Regions from separate parts of the Homo sapiens genome. Here region 2 is linked to region 1. Evidence: chromatin loops called from intact Hi-C (ENCODE). Cell type or tissue: heart right ventricle. All regions are shown on one strand. Each heading gives the region's core, and the rest is flanking DNA. Links, peaks and the distances in the headings are about the cores only. Region 1 overlaps SPIRE1 (spire type actin nucleation factor 1). Region 2 overlaps SPIRE1 (spire type actin nucleation factor 1).

Evidence for each region. A loop is a pair of places that touch in the nucleus more often than their neighbours do. Peaks named below come from ENCODE experiments on the same cell type or tissue, not always from the same donor. Only the 100,000 strongest peaks of a DNase experiment are listed, where the experiment ranks them.
Region 2: it touches region 1 in a loop (2.0-fold over the local background); 3 of 110 quality-filtered maps call a loop at or near these places.

Annotation. Positions count from the first base shown.
Region 1 is chr18:12,446,262-12,454,600 of GRCh38, reverse strand. SPIRE1 (spire type actin nucleation factor 1) reads left to right here. Exons shown (of 17, transcript NM_001128626.2): 13 at 118-255; 14 at 1,463-1,533; 15 at 2,089-2,116; 16 at 2,210-2,346; 17 at 4,705-8,089. The coding sequence ends at 4,963. It overlaps LOC105371998 (a long non-coding RNA gene), which reads right to left. Exons shown (of 6, transcript NR_136514.1): 6 at 6,803-7,057. It also overlaps the pseudogene HMGB3P28. Among named protein-coding and RNA genes, the nearest start is that of PRELID3A, 43 kb to the right of the region's middle. In heart right ventricle, for the core only: no CTCF peak of the experiment used is centred there; a DNase peak (open chromatin) is centred at 4,970.
Region 2 is chr18:12,491,100-12,499,438 of GRCh38, reverse strand. SPIRE1 (spire type actin nucleation factor 1) reads left to right here. Exons shown (of 17, transcript NM_001128626.2): 7 at 3,337-3,423; 8 at 6,238-6,367. Among named protein-coding and RNA genes, the nearest start is that of PRELID3A, 87 kb to the right of the region's middle. RefSeq lists a silencer at 4,801-5,000. In heart right ventricle, for the core only: no CTCF peak of the experiment used is centred there; no DNase peak of the experiment used is centred there.

The DNA.
Region 1 (8,339 bases), core at 187-8,186:
TGGGAAACCTGTTCTCTTCTCTGAAGCTACTAATCAGGGGTCTGATCTGAAGGGAAATTTTGCACTTCCAGAACAGGGGGTAGGAATCTCTTATTCACGTGACATTTTGAATTTCAGGAGGAATTCTGCTACCCAGTGGAATGCCTCGCTCTTACTGTGGAAGAAGTGATGCATATTCGCCAGGTCCTGGTGAAGGCAGAGCTGGAAAAATACCAACAGTATAAAGACATCTACACCGCCTTGAAAAAAGGAAAGGTAGTGCTGTTTAAAGTTGATTGATCAGAAGAGTAGAAGGATGGCCAGTCCCATGCATAGTCTCCTGGGAGAGTTATCTGCTAGCCAGGTGGCACAGACTTTGAGGGGATTTGGGATGTGTGATGTTCATATCCTAGTAGACAGTACATGTGCTGTCTCGTTCACAAGAGGGGGCATTTTTGTTTCTGCCTTAGAAATCAAAACTGGAAGGTTTTCAAGCAACCATAACAAATATCGATATGTCTTCCTAAAACCATGCATGTGGCCAGGCATGGTGGCTCATGCTTGTAATCCCAGCACTTCGGGAAGCTGAGGCGGGCAGATCACGAGGTTGGGATATCAAGACCATCCTGGCCAACATGGTGAAACCCTGTCTCTACTAAAAATGCAAAAATTAGCTGGGCATGGTGGTGCGTGCCTGTAATCCCAGCTACTCGGGAGGCTGAGGTGGGAGAATCGCTTGAACCCAGGAGGTGGAGGTTGCAGTGAGCTGAGATTGCGCCACTGCACTCCAGCCTGGTGACATAGTGAGACTCCGTCTCAATAAAAAAGCCATGTGTGCATTTAGTCATTACACTTTTAAAGGATCTGTAAAGAAAATGTATCTGAGAAGGCCGGGTGCAGTGGCTCACGCCTGTAATCCCAGCACTTTGGGCGGCCTAGGCAGGCGGATCACAAGGTCAGGAGATCGAGACCATCCTGGCTAACACAGTGAAACCCCATCTCTACTAAAGATACCAAAAAATTAGCCAGGCCTGGTAGCAGGTGCCTGTAGTCCCAGCTACTCAGGAGGCTGAGGCAGGAGAATGGCGTGAACCCAGGAGGCGGAGCTTGCAGTGAGCCAAGATCATGCCATTGCACTCCAGCCTAGGCGAAACAGTGAGACTCCATCTCATAAAAAAAAAAAAAAAATGTATCTGAGAAACAGAGGAGGGTTTTTCAGAACCTTCTGCAGATTCCTTCCATGATGAGGAGACACTTAAGAGCTGTGGCCTTTTATTACCTTTTAAAATAGAATTATAATTAAATACAGAGCTACATTATCAGCATCACAGAGCCAGCTGTTATAAACAGGATTTCTGAATTGTCTTCCTCCTCTTGTCTGTTCAGCTTCCCCTATATATAGATGTAAAGCATATTCAAACATGGATATTAGGAAATTTGCTGTTGGCAATGTTTTTTTTCCTCTTAAATTTGTATTTTTTAGCTCTGCTTTTGTTGCCGAACCAGGAGGTTTTCCTTCTTCACTTGGTCTTATACCTGTCAGTTCTGTAAGAGGTAAGGTATTTTGTAATTGATGAAAAGATAAATTTAACAGTCGTAAGAGAAATACCAATTATCTTCCTTATTTCACCATCTTTCTAAACAGGAATAAAATTAGAAATGACTCACTCTGTTACGTTACCTTGTGCTATCCTTGTAGGTTAGGAATATTGATTTCTTAAGAGAGTGAGCCAAATATTTATTTGATATTGAACCTAGAAAATGTTTCTCTGTATGTTACTTCTTTTACATAACTAAGATCATTCTAATAATATGTCATGTTTGAACAGAAAAAAAATAAGATGTGATTATCATGTGATCCCTGGATAGACAAATAAGAAAATTCCAAACACATGTAAGTTGATCCTTTTATAGGAGACAGTGTAAGAGTTAAGTTCTGTAGATTATCTTTTTGGCAATTCAGTGTGTCAATTTGTTACATTCTAATAGAAGAAGGGAGAGTTATGCAGTTTATTGTGGAAACTTACAACTGTACTGCCATAGGCTTCTCTAACTCCCAGTTGCGTCCCCTGGTATCATGCCAAATAACATTTATGATTTTGTTTACAGGCCGGTGTGCTCACAGTGTTGCAAAAAGGTAAGCTAAGCTTGGTTCATTTATACTTGTGTTCCTTTTAGTGACTGCCTCTTTAACGGTACTGCTCATTGCCAGTTTTATTTGGGATAATAGATGCGGCTGCCCTCCAAACCATACTCCACTCTTCCTATCTTTTCATTGGGACCTTCTGCTCTGCAAAGAGGGGAAAGTAGTATGAGGTCAGAAAAACCCTCCACTGCCCATCATCGGCCACTTCGGAGCATTGCCAGGTGAGCAAGGGGCCTGGGTTGTCAAACCATCCTTTGCAGAAGAAGAGTTCTACTCTTGAGGACTGTGGTAGAGTGTTAGGGTTTTGGCTCGAGGGGTTTTTATTGGTTTGTTGGTTGGTTTTAATACAGTTTTACACACAAATCTCCAAAACTTCCCCAAAGGTAACTTTTCAAGGAATAATGGCTAGCTACTTGAAAGATACTTTCATCACAGAGTTTATATTTTTTTCTACTTTAGAAATAACTGTTTTACTGTGTCCTGTAAGAGTCATCTTTAAAACTGACCTTGTTTTCAATGGAGTTGAAAATTGGAATGTAACAGTCTCATCCTTTCCTCCTTGTCTAGTTTTGAAAGGAATCTGTTTAATCCTGTTTACAATGTTCTGCCATAGCTTTGACTGACTTTACTATTATTGTAAAGGCAGAAATAAAGCTTTATGCCAAGAGCTAATAATTTAAAAGAAAAAACATCACCTCAGTATCAGTCCCTTTGCATTTAGTGCAGGGTAAGTTTAGTGTTGGGCCTTAAGAAAGATGGAAGGAGGTAGGCCAGCTCAAGCCTCAAGCTGGCAGGGCCGAGAGGCTGGGCTTTGATCTACCAACCACATGTCCTGGCTCTGTGGACAGCGAGGCGAGGAAGCTGTGAGCCCAGCATGAACCTTGTGCCTGAAACGTCTGCCTCTGTGCTTGGGCTGCCTCCTCTGAGACCTCTGGGTGTGAATTTTCAGTGAGCTCAAGGCAGTGCACATAACAGCTGCTACAGTTTTCCATACTTAACTCTGAACATACTATAGACTACCCATTTATATCCTGTTTGGTTTAGTTAAAATAGTAAATAAGTAGATGATTCCTGGTTATCTCAGACATTCCTGGAAATATTTACTATGATGTTGGTCTGGTTATCTCCAGCTCCTTGGAATCCCAATAAATAATCGCACAAATACAGGGAATTGTTGGGGAGGGAGAAGCTTGTTTGATAAATACATAAATGATGAGAAAACTAGTCAAAATTTAGTTTTTAGGATGTGTCATGGGATTAAGATAAATTTACTTGAATTTCCCGTAGTCTGACCTGCCATCTACAGTTAGCTAATGTTCATTGGGAATCAGATGAATACCCTATTTTTCAAGAATTCTAGAAGGGTGGTTAAGAGTTTTTAGTATTATTTCTTTTTTTTTTTTCAAATGGACAGTCTCTTATTCATCCTCCTCCTCCTCCTCCTCCTCCCCTCCTTCTTCCTTTTCATCTTGTTCATCTTCATCTTCCTCTTCCACCTTTTTCTGGGCAACTTTAGCAGGACCCTTTTCTCCATCAAACTTTCCTTTCAACTTATAGTCAGAAACATCCTTCTCATACTTTTCCTTCAGCTTTGCCGCCTTAGTGGTGTAAGGCTGCTTTTCACTGTCATTTAAGTTATTCCGCATCTCACCCAGCTTTTTTGCCATGTCTCCAATAGAGATGCCAGGGTTTATGAATTTGATCTTGGGGTGGAATTCTGAACAGAGCAGGAAGAATCCAGACGGTGGCTTTTTCGGGGCATTAGGATCCTTCTTCTTGCCTCCCTTAGCTGGTCCATAATCCTTCATTTCCCAGTGGTAGTGTACTTTATCCACCTTTGCCATTTCATCAAATTTAGACTTCTCTTTCCCAGACATTGTCTTCCACCTCTCAGAGCACTTCTTGGAAAATTCTGCAAAATTGACAGAGACCGCTGGGCTCTTCTTCTTATGTTCTTCTCTGCACGTCTGCACAAAAAGGCATAAGCAGACATCTTGCCCTTTGGTTTCTTGGGGTCACCTTTAGCCATCCTGACTGTATTGTTCGATAGTCTGGGCAGTGCCTGTCTTAATAAGACATGTTTTCTGCTTTCTTTCCTTTTCTTTTTTTGTTTTTTGAGACAGAGTTTCGCTTTTGTCACCCTGGCTAGAGTGCAGTGGTGCCATCTCAGCTCACTGCAACCTTCACCTCCCGGGTTCAAGCGATTCTCCCGCCTCAGCCTCCAGAGAAGTGGGGATTACAGGGGCCCACCACCATGCCTGGCTATTTTTTTTTTTTTTTTTTAGTAGAGACTGGGTTTCGCCAAACTCCTGACCTCAGGTGATCTGCCTGCCTCAGCCTCCCAAAGTGCTGGGATTACAGGCGTGAGCCACCGCACTAGGCCTCCTACTTTCTTTTCTAAGTAATATTTTTTAGCCTTGTCACCAATAAGAAATTTTTTTAGAAGGACATATGATTAAATCACTCATCCATTCCATGATGTTTTGACAACAAATTTACTTTTTTTTATACATATTTTCTTAATATTGCAGCAGACCTATAAGTAACAATGCTGGGCTTCTGTTTTGTTTTCACCCCAGGTTCTCCTCAAAATCTAAGTCTATGGACAAATCAGATGAAGAACTCCAGTTTCCCAAAGAGTTGATGGAGGACTGGAGCACCATGGAGGTGTGTGTGGACTGCAAGAAGTTCATTTCGGAAATCATCAGTTCAAGCCGGCGCAGTCTGGTGTTGGCCAACAAAAGGGCCCGATTGAAAAGGAAAACGCAGTCTTTCTACATGTCCTCGCCAGGCCCCTCGGAGTACTGCCCTTCAGAGAGGACGATCAGTGAGATCTGAGCCTCGTGCCTTTCAGCTGCTTTTGTGCTACGAGTCAGCGTCCGTGCGCGAGGACACTGAGCCGGGCTGGCTCTCCTTTCTGTGGTTTTATTTAATGGGCTTGAATTTGCATTAGATCAGATTTTTGCCGCATCACATTGTTCCACAGACTGAATGCTGTGTTCGTATCGATTGATGAAACGTGACAGGTCCGCCAATTGCTCGTTTGCACTGAGAGAGGACAACAGTTTGAAACTTACTTTTGTGTGTGTGTGGCTTTGGAAGCCAGTAGCTACTTCCTTAGTTCAGTTCTTTACTGTTCCTCGAATAATCTCCTGACTAAGGCAAAAAAAAAAAGCTTCTCCTACGAGAATCAGTCTAACAGAGATGCCGATGTCAGCACAGCCCTAAGCAGTAAGTCATATTGGCATTTCCACGTGACTGTGTTTCTATCCCGTGTACAGAGAGATCCAGAGCCCTACACTCCACGACCTGGGGGCTCACAGCACAGAACCTAGAAGCACCTGCTGACACTCTTCAACTGATTTTTAAATGTTGTTGCTTGGAGATAAAAATTACATAAGGGACTTTTTGCCTGCATTCTAGTGCAAAACATCTGAAGAGCTGTACACCCACAAGGGTGACTATTTCCCCTGAGTGGCCGTGTTGTCCCAGTGCCCTGGTTCAGTGTCTCCTGAGTGGATGACAGGTCTTCATTCTCTATCTTGAATGTATTATGGTTACTAATAGTTTTATAATGGAGGTCTAAGAATTAAAGTTGTGTGGGAGTTTCAGGACAAAGGAAGGCTAAAAGTTTGTCAAGACGTTGAGCGTATTTTGGTTACCTATGAGAAGGGTTGTGACAGTGTACAGTGGCAGCTGTTGGCCACGCTGCAGAAATGAGCTGGAGCTCATGGGTTTTCAGCTACATTTTTCATAACTTTGTAGTACATCCATCTTGAGTAAATTAAGCCACAATTTGGTACCTAGGGTCTCAAACTAAAATTTATTTTTATAAATGAATTTTAAAAGAAAAAATATCTACTTCTTTTAAAGTTAGAAGAAAATTAACCTGCTGACAGGCAACATTTTTGGGGTGCTTTCTGCACTAGTTTTCCTTGTAAATGATTTGAGTGAGTAGGTTTGGTTTCTGACGAAAGTAGACTGGAGGGTAGCATTGTATGCCTCAAATGTCTCAGTGTGTTTGGCTCATACGTGGGCTATACTGTATTATTTTGGTATGCTTACAAATGACTAACCAATCAAATTGTCATTAATGTTTGGAAAATCTGTTAATGCACATGCACAATAATTTCCTGAAAGCCATAGGACATGTCTGTAGTCAGCACCACGATAGCACCGTTTCATGAAAGGCATGGCGGCTGCATTTCATACCACATCAAAATACAGTAACATTTCTATACTAAATTAACAGTAATACCTCAAAACTGCTCCGGTAGTAGTTTTTAATGGATTGAAATTTACAGTTTAGTAAAAGGCTTAAAATTACTTATACTTATGAAATAAACTTTACCAGTTGACTAAAATAATGCATGTTAACAGTTGGTCTGTATTTGCATGTAAAAGTGGGCCACCAGAGAACCCTTATTGATTACTTAAGTGTTTACATTATTTTAAAGACTCCTGTTTAAGAGCTTTCAGAATTGTACTGGGTGAATCTCATTTATAAAACTTCCTAAGAGACTATCTGAACTCTATACTCCAGACAGTTAGGTGGGAGTATAAATCTACCCCTTTTGATGACCCCAGGCTTGAGTTTTTAAAATGACTACCCAGAAGGGCACAAGGGGGAAGGAAATGGTATTTGTATATGTATATAAATATGCACCTAGGAGAATGTGCTTTTTAAAATAATGACTACTGTTTTTATTAAAACATAAGAAACTACACCCCCAAAATAAGACTTTCATTCACATTCACAAAGCAAACATCTAGTACATGTCTTTCACTTCACTTTATGATAGTGTATTGGATGATTTGGGCATTACGATCACCTCTTACCACAGCACAGAACATACATTCTTCAACAGCATTAACGGAGTTTGCCAAGTGCATTAAAGAGGTCACGTGGAGGGTACGTTCATATGAAACAATCTGCAGAAAGTGGGGTAAGAAAGGGCACATGGCACAGTTAAAGTTGTAGAAATCAAATTACTATCATTTTTTGTTGCCAAAACAAAGTCTTACATTTAACCCCCCTTTCTACCACCCCCCTCCACACTTCACGTCAGCTACATAGTTTCCACAGGGTAATTCACTAAGAGCTTGTGGAGCTTGGTTTTAAAATCCTTAGCCTGGTCTGACTTTAGGCATAGCTTCCAGTTCTTCCTTCCGTGTCCTGGTTTCTTGTTCAGTTTTACTTCTAATCCAACAACAAAAGAAATGTCTGGCTGGTCTCAGCTAGAGTCTGATGTGTCTTAGAGCATGTGTGCGTATCTGAACCATCATCCCTGCTCTCATCTCAGCTCCCTCCAGGCCTGAGCACCGGTTCCTTTTGTCCCATACGTCATGAAGTCACACTATTGGGAAACCTGTGCTTCCCTCTCCATGGCTTAACTCCCTGTCAGTGTCGGAGTGTATAAGAATGCTTGTAAATACTGTAATATATTTATTAATATTTGAAAGGCATTCATTCAGTGGACAGTGGGAATTAACTCTCCCAAGGCAAGTGAAAATGAATGATTGACGTACGTTGATTTAACAATCTTACTAGATTTTAATTCTTAAGGATTTCAAATGAAACCAGAAGGTGGTTATGTAAGAGGCTTAAAATGATCTTATGTTTAAAGAGATTCTGTTATTAGCACCATGAACTCGTACTATGAAATTTTTAAGCCTTTTATTTTTCTAACTATATTACTGTAGGACTGGATATTAGGTGTCATATAGGAAACACAAAAGTTTATTGCTGTTTGCTAAAGCAAAATAGCAGAAAATTTTGTATATGCAAAACTGTTGAAGGACCATAGAGAAATGTGTACTACTGACGGGGCTTTTACTAGGCTTCCTGCGTGTGTAAAAGTCGAGGTATTGCTGGCATTCAGGGTGACATGATGGTACTAAATGTTTTCCATTAAAGTCTTCTATTTTAAAATTTAGAGAAAAATAAAATGGCTTTCCATCAGACTTTCTGTGTTGAGTTGCTATCGTAAGACGGTGATGTCTTTTGGTAATTAGCTGTCAGAAATCACCTCAATTGGGAAGGCAGGGTACTTTTATAAGCAGCCTGTGATCTTTGAAGAAATACAGTCTAGGCCGGGCATGGTGGTTCACGCCTGTAATCCCAGCACTTTGGGAGGCTGAGGCAGACGGATCACCTGAGGTCAGGAGTTCAAGCGATTCTCGTGCCTCAGCCTCCCAAGTACCTGGGATTACA
Region 2 (8,339 bases), core at 256-8,255, 45 kb before region 1:
GAAAAAGAAAAAGTTGGTGGACTCACACATCCCCATTTTACAACTTACAACAAAGATTTAGTAGTCAAAACAGTGTAGGATATAAAAAACAGAATTCAGAGTACAAAAACAAACTCATACACCTATGTTCAATCCATTTACAACAAGGGTGCCGAGACCATTAAATAGAGAAAGAATAGGTCTCTTCACCAATTGATATTGGGACAACTAGGTATCAACATGCAAAGAAGGATGTTTGGCCCTAACCTCACACTTCTTGAAATTTCATTAGGGGACCAATATCAGTCACTAAACTATAACTTGGTTTTGTAGATTATTAGCTGTGGTCTTATGTCATCATTAATGGTTCTGTTTTATTTAAGATAAAAATAAAAGGCCAGACACAGTGGCTCATGCCTGCAATCCAACCCTTTGTGGGAGGCCAAGGCAGGAAGATTGCTTGAGCCCAGGAGTTTGAGAGTAGCCTGGGCAACTTAGTGAGACCCCATCTCCATAAAAATAAATAAATAAATAAATGGGCAGGGTGCAGTTGGGATTACACCTGTAATCCCAACACTGGAAGGCCAAGTGCTAGGATCGCTTGAGTCTGAACATTCAAGACCAGCCTAGGCAACATAGACCCCCAATTCTACAAAAAATTAAAAACTAGCTGGGGATGGTGGTTCACACCTGTAGTCCCAGCTACTCAGGAGGCTGAGGTGGAGGGATCGCTTGAGCCTGGGAGGTCAAGACGGCAGTGAGCTGTGATCACGCCACTGCACTCCAACCTGGGTCATAGAACAAGCCCGTGTCGCAAAAAAAGAAAATTATTTCAGAAACAAGATTGAGTACAGGGTAGACGTTTTAAATTTTTCAGAGGAGATCATTTTATGTGTTAGAAGTTTTTTGTTGGGCCGGGCGCCCAGACTCACACCTGAAATCCCAGCACTTTAGGAGGCCGAGGTGGACGGATCACCTGAGGTCAGGAGTTCAAGACCAGCCTGGCCAACATGGTGAAACCCCATCTCTACTAAGTAAAATACAAAAAAGTTTTTTGCTTGTTTAAGGCATTGTTGCTCAAAAATAATACCAAATTTCTATAACTGATCTTATTTATTTAAGCATCTACTATTTGTGTTCATCCAGGAATCATTTCTCATTTTGCTTCAGAGAGCTTGTTTACTTACAGGAAAATAATTTAACTGACCCAGCAGCAAAATGGTTTTCACACAACCACTTATCCTTATACAGGTTTAGCGTCACAAACCTGGACATCTGAAGTGCTCCAGCAAACTTTTTGAGGGCCAGTATGATACTCAAAAGACATTCTCATTGGAACATTTCAGATTTTTTGATAAGTATAATGTAAATATTGAAAAATCTGAAACACTCTAGTCCCAAGCATTTGGATAAGGGAGCTTCCTCCACCCGTACTGACTTAGGTCCATAATGGCCTGCTGCCTCCCTCAGGAGCATTGTCCCACATCTGTAATTGGGACCCAGGATACAGCTTCTGACTACTGAGGAGACTACAGTTAATGTGCTTGTTTTGGGAATGGAACGTATAGGGTTGGCCTCAGTTAATCCATTCTCATTCCTGCTCTTAGGATACAAAGAAAGCATGTGAAAATTAGCCAGAAAGATACATGTTATTCAGTAGTAGACTAGTGAGTAATAGAAAAGTCTGATTAAACTGTTTTATGAAATAAGGTTTTTTTTAATCTACATAATATGAAATCCACAAGTAGTGGGTGGTGCCAGGTTAGGCCACTGGTTCTGCTTCTCGATCACCCTCCTTAAACTAGCAGTCATATGCCTGGCTTGGCTCAAGCAGCAGCAGTTATTCCTGAAGCTTGCTCTGGGCCATCCTGCCCTCATTCAGGACTGGGGGAGAGGGAGGACTAGCATAGGGAGGAAGAGGAGAGTGGATGTTGAGTAGGCCCCAGCAGGCTTGCCACACACTCTGAACTCAATATGTGGTCACGTCTGGGGAAGGGACAGGGCATAGGAGTGGCCATTGAGGTTCTATTTTGTCAAACAAGACCAGGAAACAAACAGGACAAACTGGTCATGACTGTGCCTTCTAAGTGGTCAGAATGGGAATTTAAGTTGTTGCTTCTTGTGGTTTTCTGGGTTTAAAAAAAAAATTTCTAAAAAAAATTGTTTTTAACACATTGCATTAAAAAGAGAGGACATTAGAGTAGAATCAGAGACAGACTGGTCCTCCACAATAGCTCTTCTACTTAAAAGTTTTGTGGATGGAGGCAGATATCCTCTGCTCTGTGCTTTAGTTTTATTTACAAAATGTGAATCTTATCCCTGGTTTTTTTCTATTACCTAGGTTTTTGTGGGGTTTTTTTGTTGTTGTTTGTTTTGTTGTTGTTGTTGTTTTGCGACAGAGTCTTGCTCTGTTGCCTAGGCTGGAGTGCAGTAGCGTGATCTCGGCTCACTGCAACCTCCTCCTCCTAGGTTCAAGCGAGTCTCCTGCCTCAGCTTCCCAAGTAGCTGGAATTACAGGCGCCTGCTGCCATGCCTGGCTAATTTTTGTATTTTTGTATTTTTATTTTTATTTATTTATTTTTCTTTTTTTTGAGACGGAGTCTTGCTTTGTCACCCAGACTGGAGTGCAGTGATGTGATCTCAGCTCACTGCAAGCTCCGCCTCCTGGGTTCATGCCATTCTCCTGCCTCAGCCTCCTGAGTAGCTGGGACTACAGGTGCCCGCCACCACGCCCGGCTAATTTTTTGTATTTTTAGTAGAGACAGGGTTTCACCGTGTTAGCCAAGATGGTCTCGATCTCCTGACCTTGTGATCAGCCCGTCTCGGCCTCCCGAAGTGCTGGGATTACAGACGTGAGCCACCACACCCAGCCTAATTTTTGTATTTTTAGTAGAGACAGGGTTTCACCATGTTGGCCAGGCTGGTCTCTAACTCCCTACCTCAGGGGTTCCGCCTGCCTCGGCCTCCCAAAGTGCTGGGATTACATGCGTGAGCCACTGCTCCCGGCCTACCTAGGTTTTTTTTACAAGGAGGAAAATAAGAGGTAAAAAGTTTTTTAAATCATAAAATACTGAATAAGTTCAAGTATTATTTATTCCATTTACATTCATAATTTTAGAAACTTTTTGTTGAAATTTCACAAAGTGATAGAATTAAAGTAAACTTGGATTTTCTTCAATTTCACAGTCTTTCCTCTGAATCACTCAGCCATTTACTCCCCACTTTATTGATTTGAAATGTATCCTTGGTAATTACACTTCACTAATTTTATGGCATATTTGAGATAACAGCTATACCCAGAAATTCATGATAGTCTTATATAGTCACATGAATCTTCTGCTTTTTGTCTCCTTTTAGGTGAATGGTGATATTCCCCCTCGGTTAAAAAAGAGTGCTCATGAAATCATCCTCGACTTCATCAGATCCAGACCTCCTTTAAATCCAGTATGTAATTCGACATAGTTCTCTAGATTGGAGATATCATAATGAATTATTCTACTCTAGGGTGTCATCTCTAGAACTCAGCTTTCCTAGGTGGTTTTTCCTCTGAGCTTTTTACTCTGAAGATGAAGCCCAGCTGTAAATTATATTTTTTGTTTTTAAGACAGAGTTTCACTGTGTCACCCAGGCTGGAGTGACCCCTGGGACTCAAGTGATCCTCCCACCTCAGCCTCCCAAGTAGCTGGGACCACAGGTGTGCACCACCATGCCCAGGCTAACTTTTTAAATTTTTTGTGGAGATGTGGTTTTGCCATGTTGCCCACGCTGGTCTCAAACTCCTGGCCTCAAGCAGTCCTCCCACTTCAGCCTCCTGAAGTGTTGGGATTACAGACATGAGCCACTACAGCTGGCCTTGTAAATTATATTCTTAAGTCACTGAAAAATCTTAAAATTATTTAATACAAGGCTGTCTTAGGATACTTTTACTCAAAACAACCTGGGTCATGGTGCAAAATCTGGTCATATACCTCCTAGATAACAGCTAAATATATTACTGGATAGTCCTGTTATGGATTGTCCTTCCAGTTTACTATAGGATGCAACCTACCCCTCCTTGATTAAATTGTCATATTGACATATTTTATAATAAATCCACCTGCTGTACATCCATTTCTATGTTAATTATCATGTTCCTCTGTTAACAGAGTTCTTTCTAGCAACCATAGACTCAGAATATTCTAATCTGTTGGAACATTGGTTTGTGTTTCTTCTGTTCCTTATTTCTTTTTTACCCGGCTCAATAGCCAGTGCTCACCAAAGCCTCTCAAAACAGTGTACATAAAGTAACTAGAAAGTGAATAGTATTTCTCAGTTTGTATACAACTAAAGCATAATTAATGATCCTTTTTATAAATCTTTTTTAAAGAAGGCAAAGAGGGCTACCTAGGAGGGTTTTTTTTTTTTTTTTTTGAGACAGAGTCTCACTTTGTCGCCCAGGCTGGAGTGCGGTGATGCAATCTCGGCTCACTGCAAGCTCCGCCTCCTGGGTTCACGCCATTCTCCTGCCTCAGCCTCCCGAGTAGCTGGGACTACAGGCACCTGCCACCACGCCTGGCTAATTTTTTTGTATTTTCAGTAGAGATGGGTTTGTTTTTTTTTGTATTTTTTTTTTTTTTTTTTTGAGATGGAGTCTCACTCTGTCGCCCAGGCTGGAGTGCAGTGGCGCGATCTCGGCTCACTGCAAGCTCCACCTCCCGGGTTCACACCATTCTCCTGCCTCAGCCTACCAAGTAGCTGGGACTACAGGCGCCTGCCACCATGCCCGGCTAATTTTTTTTGTATTTTTTTTTTTTTAGTAGAGACGGGGTTTCACCGTGTTAGCCAGGATGATCTTGATTTCCTGACCTCGTGATCCGCCCACCTCGGCCTCCCAAAGTGCTGGGATTACAGGCGTGAGCCACCGTGCCCGGCCGAGGTTTTTTCTCTGAGCTTTTTACTCTGAAGATGAAGCCCAGCTGTAAATTATATTATTTTTGTTTCTGAGACACAGTCTCACTGTGTCTCCCAGGCCAGAGTGGTCATGGTAGGATGGTAGGTCATGGTAGAACAGAAGGAGCATGGACCATGTGAACCTGGACTTGAACACTGGCTCCACAATTTAGCAGCCACGTATCTCTGAGGGAGCTAATCAGCCTCCCAGAGCCTTTATTTCCTCAATTATAAAATGAAGATAATAACAATCTAAGAAGGTTATGGGTGGTTACTAAAAAATGTTAGTTTTAAAAACAGTAGAGCGGGGTGTTCACAGCACTTGGGAGGTGGCTCACACCTGTAATCCCCACACTTTGGAAGGCCAGGATGGGAAGATTGCTTGGGCCCGGGAATTCAAAACCAGCCTGGGCAACATAGAGAGACCCTCTCTCTACAAAGAAATTAAAGAAAAAAAAATTAGCCGTGTGCAGTGGCATACACTTGTTGTCCCAGCTACTCAGGAGGCTGAGGTAGACGGATCACTTCAGCACAGGAGGTCAAGACCACAGTGAGCCATGATCGTGCCACTGCACTCCAGCCTGGGTGACAGAGCAAGACCCTGTCTCAAAAACAAAAAACAAAACAAAACAAAAACACAAAAAAAAGAACAGTAGTAATAACCTGCATTGCAACTGATTACCTATCACGCTAGCATATAGGGAACATAATTATAACTGCTTAAAATTAGTTGAGCAAGCCAGGCTCAGTGGCATGCGCCTGGAATCCCAACCACTTGGGAGGCTCAGGCAGAAGGACCCCTTGAGCTTAGACATTCAAAGTGTAGCCAGGTGCAGCGGCTCATGCCTGTAATCCCAGCACTTTGGGAGACTGAGGAGGGTGGATCACTTGAGATCAGGAGATCGAGACCAGCCTGACCAACTTGGTGAAACCCCATCTCTACTAAAAATACAAAAATTAGCCAGGCATGTTGGCACACGCCTGTAATCCCAGCTACTCGGGAGGCTGAGGCACGAGAATCGCTTGAACCCGGGAGGCAGAGGTTGCAGTGAGCTGAGATTGCACCACTGCACTCCAGCCTGGGCAACAGAGTGAGACCCCTCCTGTAAGCAATAAAATACAATTTGAGAATGTATAACCAAATCACTCTGATATCCAGTAATCTCCCTATTGCTTTAGGAACCTTAATATTTAATGACTTGAAAGTAATCTTTTATCAAGCAGTGTTCCAGTCAATGAAATGTAATTTATAATACTGTACTGTATGACTAGACTTCAGTAAAAATTACTTAATTACTGAAGTCTTTAGCCATTTTTCTTACTTTCAAGGTCTCAGCCAGAAAACTGAAACCAACTCCACCACGGCCACGGAGCCTCCATGAAAGAATATTAGAAGAAATTAAAGCAGAAAGAAAGCTGCGGCCTGTATCACCAGAGGAGATTAGACGTAGCAGATTAGGTGAGTCCACTGCTTCCTGTACTCAGTCTAGAGTCATCCCCTGGGAAAAGGATCTTTATACACCCAGCCCCATGAAAGTAAAGAGTTCTCATTCCTTGTTCATTTCTCTGTATCTCACTCACTTGTTCTCCCTCTCACTCTCTCGTATACATACCCCCTCTCACTCTCTCATATACATACCCCCTCACACTTACTTGAAATTTATAGGGTGGGAAATCCTTCCGCCTATCTAATACTGAACTATATGAGAACATCGTGCCGTAATTGAAAGAGCTCTGCCAGTCTCTAGGCTGAGGTTTTAGGAAAGTCTCTTTACCTCTCTGAGCATCATTTTCTTCATTGGCAGAAGGGGGATAAAAGTTCCTCTTAACCTACATTATGAGTTTTATGTAAGAATTAAATAGGATTATGGTAAAAAAATACTTTATAAATTGTATTGCATATACAAAGATAACGTATTATATTTTAAAAATATAGATGATAGATGTACAGTTTTACCTTATGTTTGTTTATTATGGGTTTAAAGATACCCGTAATATTATGTCATGAAAGCATGTTATTACCGGATATTACTTAACTTATTTCTAAACTTCCTTTACAGTTATTATTTTTTATTTTTTAGTGTATACTACAAGCACATATTGATTTTGATTTATAGGAAGGCCATATTATAAGATGTCTGTAAACATTTTTATTTATACGACTGTCTTTCAGTTTGTAAGACTAAAAATGCCCAAAGAATCCAGAGAAACTGCCTTTACGAAAACGGTCTATAGTGGTACCTTAACAGGAAAGGATCTGGTTTTGTGACCCCCACTCTGCTAGTTTTCTCCTCTGATCTCTTCTTCTGCCTTTTTCAGACTCTTGGACTTCAAAGTTTCTATCCTGGCTTCTGTTCTCCCTAAGCAACCATACCCTCTTCCATGGTTTTTGTTTCTGACTACCTTCCAGCTCACAGTCTACATTGCAGATCTGTAAAAATGCAGACTCATACGTCCAGCTGTCTGCTAGATAGAGCCTTATCATATCCTACAAGCAAGACAAACCCAATATTTCCACAAGTGAACTCATCCTGTCTCTCCCCAAACCATTGCATTTTGTTTTCCCAATGTAGAAACCTTAACATAATCTTTGACTCTTACCCGATGGCCAACCCCTGTTGATTTTACTTCCTCTGGATCTTTTTAATCTTCTACTCTTCTCAGCCCAGCAGCCACTATCCCAGCCGAGGCTGTCATCTGTCGCAGCAGCACTGATTGTCCTCCTGCTTCCAGTCTTGAATTCTTCCACCATTCCATATTGATTTTCCTTGTTTAATCCTGACCCTTCTGTTGTGTGACCTTCGTGATGACAGGGCCCATGTCTGTCTTGTTCGTTGTTGTGTCCCTAGTACAGCACTGGGCTGTACAGAGTACTCTCATGGGTTGAAATAATTAAATGTACTTTCTGGTGACAAAGCTTCAGAGTGGATCACTTGAGCCCAGGAGATCAAGGCTGTAGTGAGCTGTGATTGCACCACTCCACTCTAGCCTGGGTGAACCAAGATTCCATGGAAAGAAAGAAAGAAAAAAAAAAGATCAGTTGACTGTATATGTGTGGGTTCATTTCTGGACTCTTTGTTCTGTTCCACTGTTGTTTGCCAGTACCATGCTGTTTTTGTTATTGTAACTTTATAATATATTGTAAGATCAGAAAGTGTGATGTCTCTGGCTTTGTTATTCTTTCTCAAGATTGATTGGCTATTCATTGTCTTTTGTGGTTCCATAGGAATTTTAGGATTATCTTCTACTTCTGTAAAAAATACCATTAGGATTTTCTTGGGGATTCTATTGGATCTGTATATAGCTTTGGGTAGTATTCACATGTTAACAGTAAGTCTTTCAATTCATGAATATTATTCTTCCATTTGTTTCTGTCTCATAGTTTTTGTATATAAGTCTTTTACCTCCTTATTAAATTTACTCCTAGATAT